2 separate regions of the Homo sapiens genome follow, and region 2 is linked to region 1. A link is an interaction called in ENCODE POLR2A ChIA-PET data of the cell type or tissue named here. Cell type or tissue: GM12878. All regions are shown on one strand. Links, peaks and the distances in the headings refer to the core of each region. The heading gives the core; the rest is flanking DNA. Region 1 has its middle 9.2 kb from the start of PIP4K2A. Region 2 has its middle 59 kb from the start of LINC03027.

Region 1 (2,912 bases), core at 270-2,769:
TGGTGGTGCGTACCAGCTATTCAGGAGGCTGAGGTGGGAGGATCACAACCCAGGGGAAAAAATAGTAAACAAAAAAAAGTAAGCATATATTAGTCCATGTACATATATGTGTAAATACATAGAAATTAACTGACCCACTCAGATATAAACAGAGGGGAAGGGATTGGAGGGAAAGTGAAAAGATCTAAGAAATGGAAAGCAGGAGTGGAGGAGAGGGAGGAGGGACTTTCCCTTTTTAGTCTATGATGCCATTCTGTGCTGTTTGGGTTTGTTTTTTGTTTTTTTTTTTAGACAGGGTCTTGCTCTGTCATCCAGGCTGGAGTGGTAGTGGCGTGATCATAGCTAACAGCTCACTGCAGCCTCCAACTCCTGGCTCGAGTGATTCTCCCACCTCAGCCTCCTTAGTAGCTGGAACTATAAGTGCACGCCAGCACACCCAGCTAATTTTTAAATTTTTTTGTAGAGACAGGGCCTCATTATGTTGCCCAGGCTGGTCTCCAACTCTTGGCCATAAGTGATCTTCCAACCTCTACCTTTCAAAGTGTTGAGATTACAGATGTGAGCCACCACACCACATGCTAATCGTGTGCTTCTTCCTCCCTCTAAGCATTTACAGCCCTATCTCTATTGTCTTGCTATAGAAGGTACCATATTGCATTGGAAATGGCTGGCTTGCAGCTTTATCCTCCCTACTTAATTATGCACCCCTCAAGGGCAAGGGACGTGTCTTACTCACCTTTATGCTCAGAATCTTCTAGGACCTCAACACATATGTGACGAATGAATGAGCAAAAATGGTAATAAACGTACCTCTGATTTCAAGTTAGTCCCTGAGTTCTAGTTTATCAAGTTTTTAAATACCAGTAATATGACCTACTTAAAATTTGAATTTGAAAACTAAAATGGAAAAAGCCTGAGTTAGTAAAGGAAAAACAGGACTCTTCATTGAAAGTTAGTTGTGACATCAACTCTCTAAGGAGGAGCCATCCCATAGTTAAGGTGAAAGCACAAACCAGGGGCATGAATATTGTGAATAATCAAGACTCCCCATCTTTAAAATTCAGACCTAGAATTTTATGTAACAACGATTTCATCTGTAACTTCCTTTTAGTGCAACACTCAAATGTTAGCTAGTGCTAAAAGTATGGAAGGGTGTTTTTTTGAAAAGCTGTTTTTCAGAGTCTAAAAAACCCTCAAGCCCAGTTCCATCGCTTCTGAGATTTTATGAGACTTTCGAAACTGACTAGGGCCATGTCTGAGGGTGACAAGATGAGCACCAGATTACTAATTGAAAATACCCAGAACTTTCTATCAGGCACTCAAATCCAAAACTAAGAGAACTCAGGAGGCTGAGGCAGGAGAATCGCTTGAACCCAGGAGGCAGAGGGTGCAGTAAGCTGAGATTGCGCCTTTGCACTCCAACCAGGGCGACAGAGCGAGACTCTGTCTCAAAAAAAAAAAAAAGAAAAAGAAAAAAGAAAAAAAAAAGAAAACTCATGGGTTAGAATTTCATGATGTTTGCACACGTGACAGGAGAGGGTTCCGTGGGTTTGCAGACTTCTGTGTAACTGAGGTAAAACTGGATAGGCTCCCCAAGTTTGGGAGCACAGGTATGGGTGACAGATGGATCTAGGAATGCCTTTGCAGTGGGGGCCTCCTGAGTGATTGTTCTGGGGCTGCTTCTGAAGGCTACAACCGCAAATTTCAGGAACTGAGAGTGGTGAGGAGGAAGTGGAAACAGCCTGGGTAGCACCAGGAATCTCTCTGGGACCTCTTGTTCCTCTCACCTACCTCAATTCTTCCTCCTGGGTTAATGAACAGGAACCACACAGGGTTCACCAACTCATACCCTCAGCGCTACCGGGAAAGCAAGGCAGTCCCTGGCTAACTCTCAAAGCTGTTGTTCTGTGTCTTCCATTTGGTTCTCGAGGGCAGTGGAGACCCTGGGAACTGCCCCATCCCTGACCACTGGACACAGCAGCATGAAGAAGACTGTGATCCTTTTCTTACGCTGATCTCAAGTCATATTTTTTTAGATGCTTTTCAAATATGCACATCAATTATTTCTCTAGGTTATCTTCAGTGTAGCATCAGTACAGTGTATACTATATTTTAGAATTTAAAAACTCCATGAAAGCAGACCTTAGGTGAGATTTCCCTCTAGGTACCTTCCCATTAAGAGCAGTAGGCATGTAAATTAAGAGTGCCCCTTGATTGCAGGAATGCGGAAAGCACAAATAAGGCCAGGTACGGTGGCTCACGCCTGGAGCCCCAACGCTTTGGTAGGCTGAAACAAGAGGATTGCTTGAGCCCAAGAGTTCAAGGCTGCAGTGAGCTAAAAAAAAAAAAGGCACAAATGAAGGTGTGGCTGAGATCTTCCACTATGCACTGCTCTAGGCAGGGAAGCTAGTTTGAATTTTCTCCTTGCTTCCTGCTTCTGGACTTTTCCCTTGCCCAGGGCAAAAGGCTCAAGCTAAAATCTTCTGATTCCTTTGCTTCTTGGCCTTTTGGCTAAGATCAAGTGTAAAATCTTCTAATTCCTCTGGTCTTGGCATTCAGTGTTGGCTTCAGGTCTGAAGGTCACACCAATTTGTCTGGACCTTGTTGATCTACAAAGAATAGAATCTTTCCTCCCGGCAGCCATTTAAAAAACTCTCCTAAGGGCTGGGCATCCTTATTTTTGGAGGCTCCAACCCTTCAGCGTATCAAACATATGAAAATGCATTCACAGTCCACATTTAATTCAACGTTTTTGCTGTAAAATAAATTAGAAAAGATTTTTATAATTTTGCTCTAAAAATGTTTAGCTATGCCTTTTTTTTTTTTTTTTTTTTGGAGATTCAGAATCTCAATCCACCCAGACTAGAGTGCCACTGATCACAGTTCACTGCAGCCTCAATCTCCCAGGCTCA
Region 2 (2,912 bases), core at 268-2,767, 230 kb after region 1:
TCTAGGAAAATAAAAAAATTAGCCAGGCGTGGTAGCACATGCCTGTAGTCCAGCTGGGAGGCTGAGGCAGGAGGACAGCTTGAGCTGAGGCATTCTAAACTAGAGGGAGCCATGATCATGCCACTACACTCCAGCTGTGATCATTCTACTGCACTCCAGCCTGGGCAACAGAGCAGACCCTGTCTCAAAGAAAAAGAAAAAAAGGCAATGGTGTAGAAGGCACCACTTGTCTTTTCCATTGAAATGACCCACCTTCACCCCTCTCAACCCCCATGCCAAGTCCCAGGGGGCCTGTACCACTTCTACCAAAAGAAGCTGTTAACCACTAAGTAGAACTTTGCACAAATTATCCCCTCAAGGGCCCTCTGACCTGCATACATAGAGTAGTCTTGGATGGTCATATTCATAATTTTACAATATGCCCAGTGACAGTCATGGTTCCCAGGTACCTAGGAACTGCCAGATATCTAGTAAATTCTAAATCACTATGCCAATGTTCATTTTTCTTATCTGATGGATATCGAGTATGGTCAAATAAAACTAGACTTGCCACACAAAAGCTTTGCTCCATCGGTGGTGGGGCCAGGGTAGAGAGAAAGCCATCCAACCTGAGAAGCCTCATGGCAGCTGTGAGCATCCTGAGGAAACATTCTTGTAGAGTGATGAACAGGACAGCTGCTAAAGGTGTGACCCATTTCTGGGGGGTCTAGGGGCACAGATAGCTGACACTAGCTAGCCCAGATGTCTGAGACGGCTTCTGAGCTGGCTCAGGCTCCCTGCCCTTTCTCCCATTTAGTTATGGAAATCGTTTTCTAAAATATTGAGCTCATCATTAAAAATAAATAGGTGAATGGCTCTGCCCCCACCTGCCTCCCAGCCCCTGACCTGTAAGGCAGAATTCAGTGTCCTCCCTCAAACATTCTAGCGCCTCCCCCAGTTGGTCACAGGCCCCTCTAATAAATGTGCCGCAGTCCTCCAACAGGGACCCTCTGCTGTAACCATGCTCTCACCTCAACTAGTGATTAACATCACCTTTCAGTTCCATGAGCATGAACTCTGCCACCAGAAACATCTTTCCCCCATTTCTCCATCCATGCAGCTGCTGCCATTCCTTCAGCATCCTCTCCAATCACACCTCCTCCCTATAGCTTTTTCTGGTCATTTCCCCCTCATTCCCCCTTCCCTGGAGTCTTCCACAGATCCTCAGAACCTCACCAAAGCACTCACACAGTGAGTGTTTGATATCCACCTTTAAATGAGCAAATGGCTTTGGTGGATGCAGAGTGCCTAAAGCCAAAACTTCAGTCCTGCTAAGGCCTGCTCGGTATTGCTTGTTCCTAGTCTGTGGCTGGATGGATCATTAGCTGTTCTGCAAATGAAGGCCAGAGCATCCATGGAGAGAGATGCACACATCCATTATTTGAAGAATGGTGGAGTACGCATTTTAATGGGGAATGAGTCCCCTCAATTAGAAGACATTTTAAAGTTGGGAGATTCATTTTTTTTATTTTTTTTTTGAGATAGGGTCTCACTCTGTCACCCAGGTTGGAGTGCAGTGGTGCAATCTCAGCTCACCGCAGCCTTGACCTCCTGGGCTCAAGCAATCCTCCTACCTCAGCCTCCCAAGTAGCTGGGACCACAGGCGCGCACCACTACATTTGGCTAATTTTGTTTAGTTTTTGTAGAGATGTGGTACTGGGATTCAAATACGTGGAAACTTCCTGCCTCTCCCCACTCCTAATACTGAACTTGGAGTTGAGAGGAGAAGGCAGGCAAAGACAGCAACAGCCACACTATAAGGATGGGTGTGCACAGGTACTGTTGGTGCCCGCTCTAGGGTGCCAGTGCAGCTTGAGAAGGGCAGGGGCCTCACACAGGAAGGTTGGTGACTTGAAACTGAGCATTCACCCATGAGACTGGAGAGGAGGGGCCACCTGAAGAAAAGGGCAATACACTTACAGGTGGGCTTCAAGGCCTCGTGTAATTCACTAGAGTGGCTAAAATTAAAAGATGGATGATACCAGATGTTGATGAGGATATGAAACAACCCTCAAGCACTAGTGGAGGGACTGTACAATGCTGCAGTCACCATGGAAACTAGTTTGCAACAGTCTTCTAAAGTTAAACATATACTTCTATACAATACAGGAATGGCATTTACCTGAGAGGAATTAAAGCATGTGCTTACTGCTGGGTGCAGTGGCTCACACCTGTAATCCCAGCACTTTGGGAGGCTAAGGCAGGAGGATTGCTTCAGGCCAACAGTTTGAGACCAGCCTGGAAAACATAGTAAGACCTCATCTCTACAAAATATTTTAAAATTAGCTGGACATGGTGGCATGTGCCTGTAGTCTCAGCCACTTGGGAGGCTGAGGTAAGGGGATCGCTTGAGCCTGGAGGTTCAAGGCTGCAATGAGCTATAATCATGCCACTGCACTCCAGTTTGGACAACAGAATGAGGCCCTGCCTCTTTTTGTAAAAAAAGGTGCTCACAGAGACATGTACATGAATGTTCCTGGCAGCTTTATTCAGAATATAAAAAACTGGAAAATAACACAAATGTCCACCAACTGGTGAAAGGATAGACTAATTGTGATTATGTCCCCACAATGGAATACTCATCAGCCAAAAAAATAAACAAAAAAAGAACAAACTTCTGATACACACATCATGAATAAATATCAAAAGCTTTATAGATGAAAACAAGCCAGACTACACAGACTACTACATACTCTATGATTCATTTATGTGAAATTCTAAAACAAAAAAATTTTTTAAATGACAAAAGTACAGTGACACAAAGCAGACCAATACTTTCCAGGGGCTGGAGACAAGGGGAAGGGATGGAAATGAAAGGGTGTGAGCAAATTCTTCTAGATCCTGATCATGGTGGCAGAGGTTCCATGGATAAA

What was found. Peaks named below come from ENCODE experiments on the same cell type or tissue, not always from the same donor. Only the 100,000 strongest peaks of a DNase experiment are listed, where the experiment ranks them.
Region 2: POLR2A ChIA-PET joins it to region 1 with 5 read pairs; 3 of 35 experiments call an interaction of 5 or more read pairs at or near these places.

What each region holds. Positions count from the first base shown.
Region 1 is chr10:22,722,306-22,725,217 of GRCh38, reverse strand. No RefSeq gene overlaps it. Among named protein-coding and RNA genes, the nearest start is that of PIP4K2A, 9.2 kb to the right of the region's middle. RefSeq lists an enhancer at 1,838-1,947. In GM12878, for the core only: no CTCF peak of the experiment used is centred there; DNase peaks (open chromatin) are centred at 1,240 and 1,727; H3K4me3 peaks cover 731 bases; H3K27ac peaks cover 1,785 bases.
Region 2 is chr10:22,495,708-22,498,619 of GRCh38, reverse strand. No RefSeq gene overlaps it. Among named protein-coding and RNA genes, the nearest start is that of LINC03027, 59 kb to the right of the region's middle. In GM12878, for the core only: no CTCF peak of the experiment used is centred there; no DNase peak of the experiment used is centred there.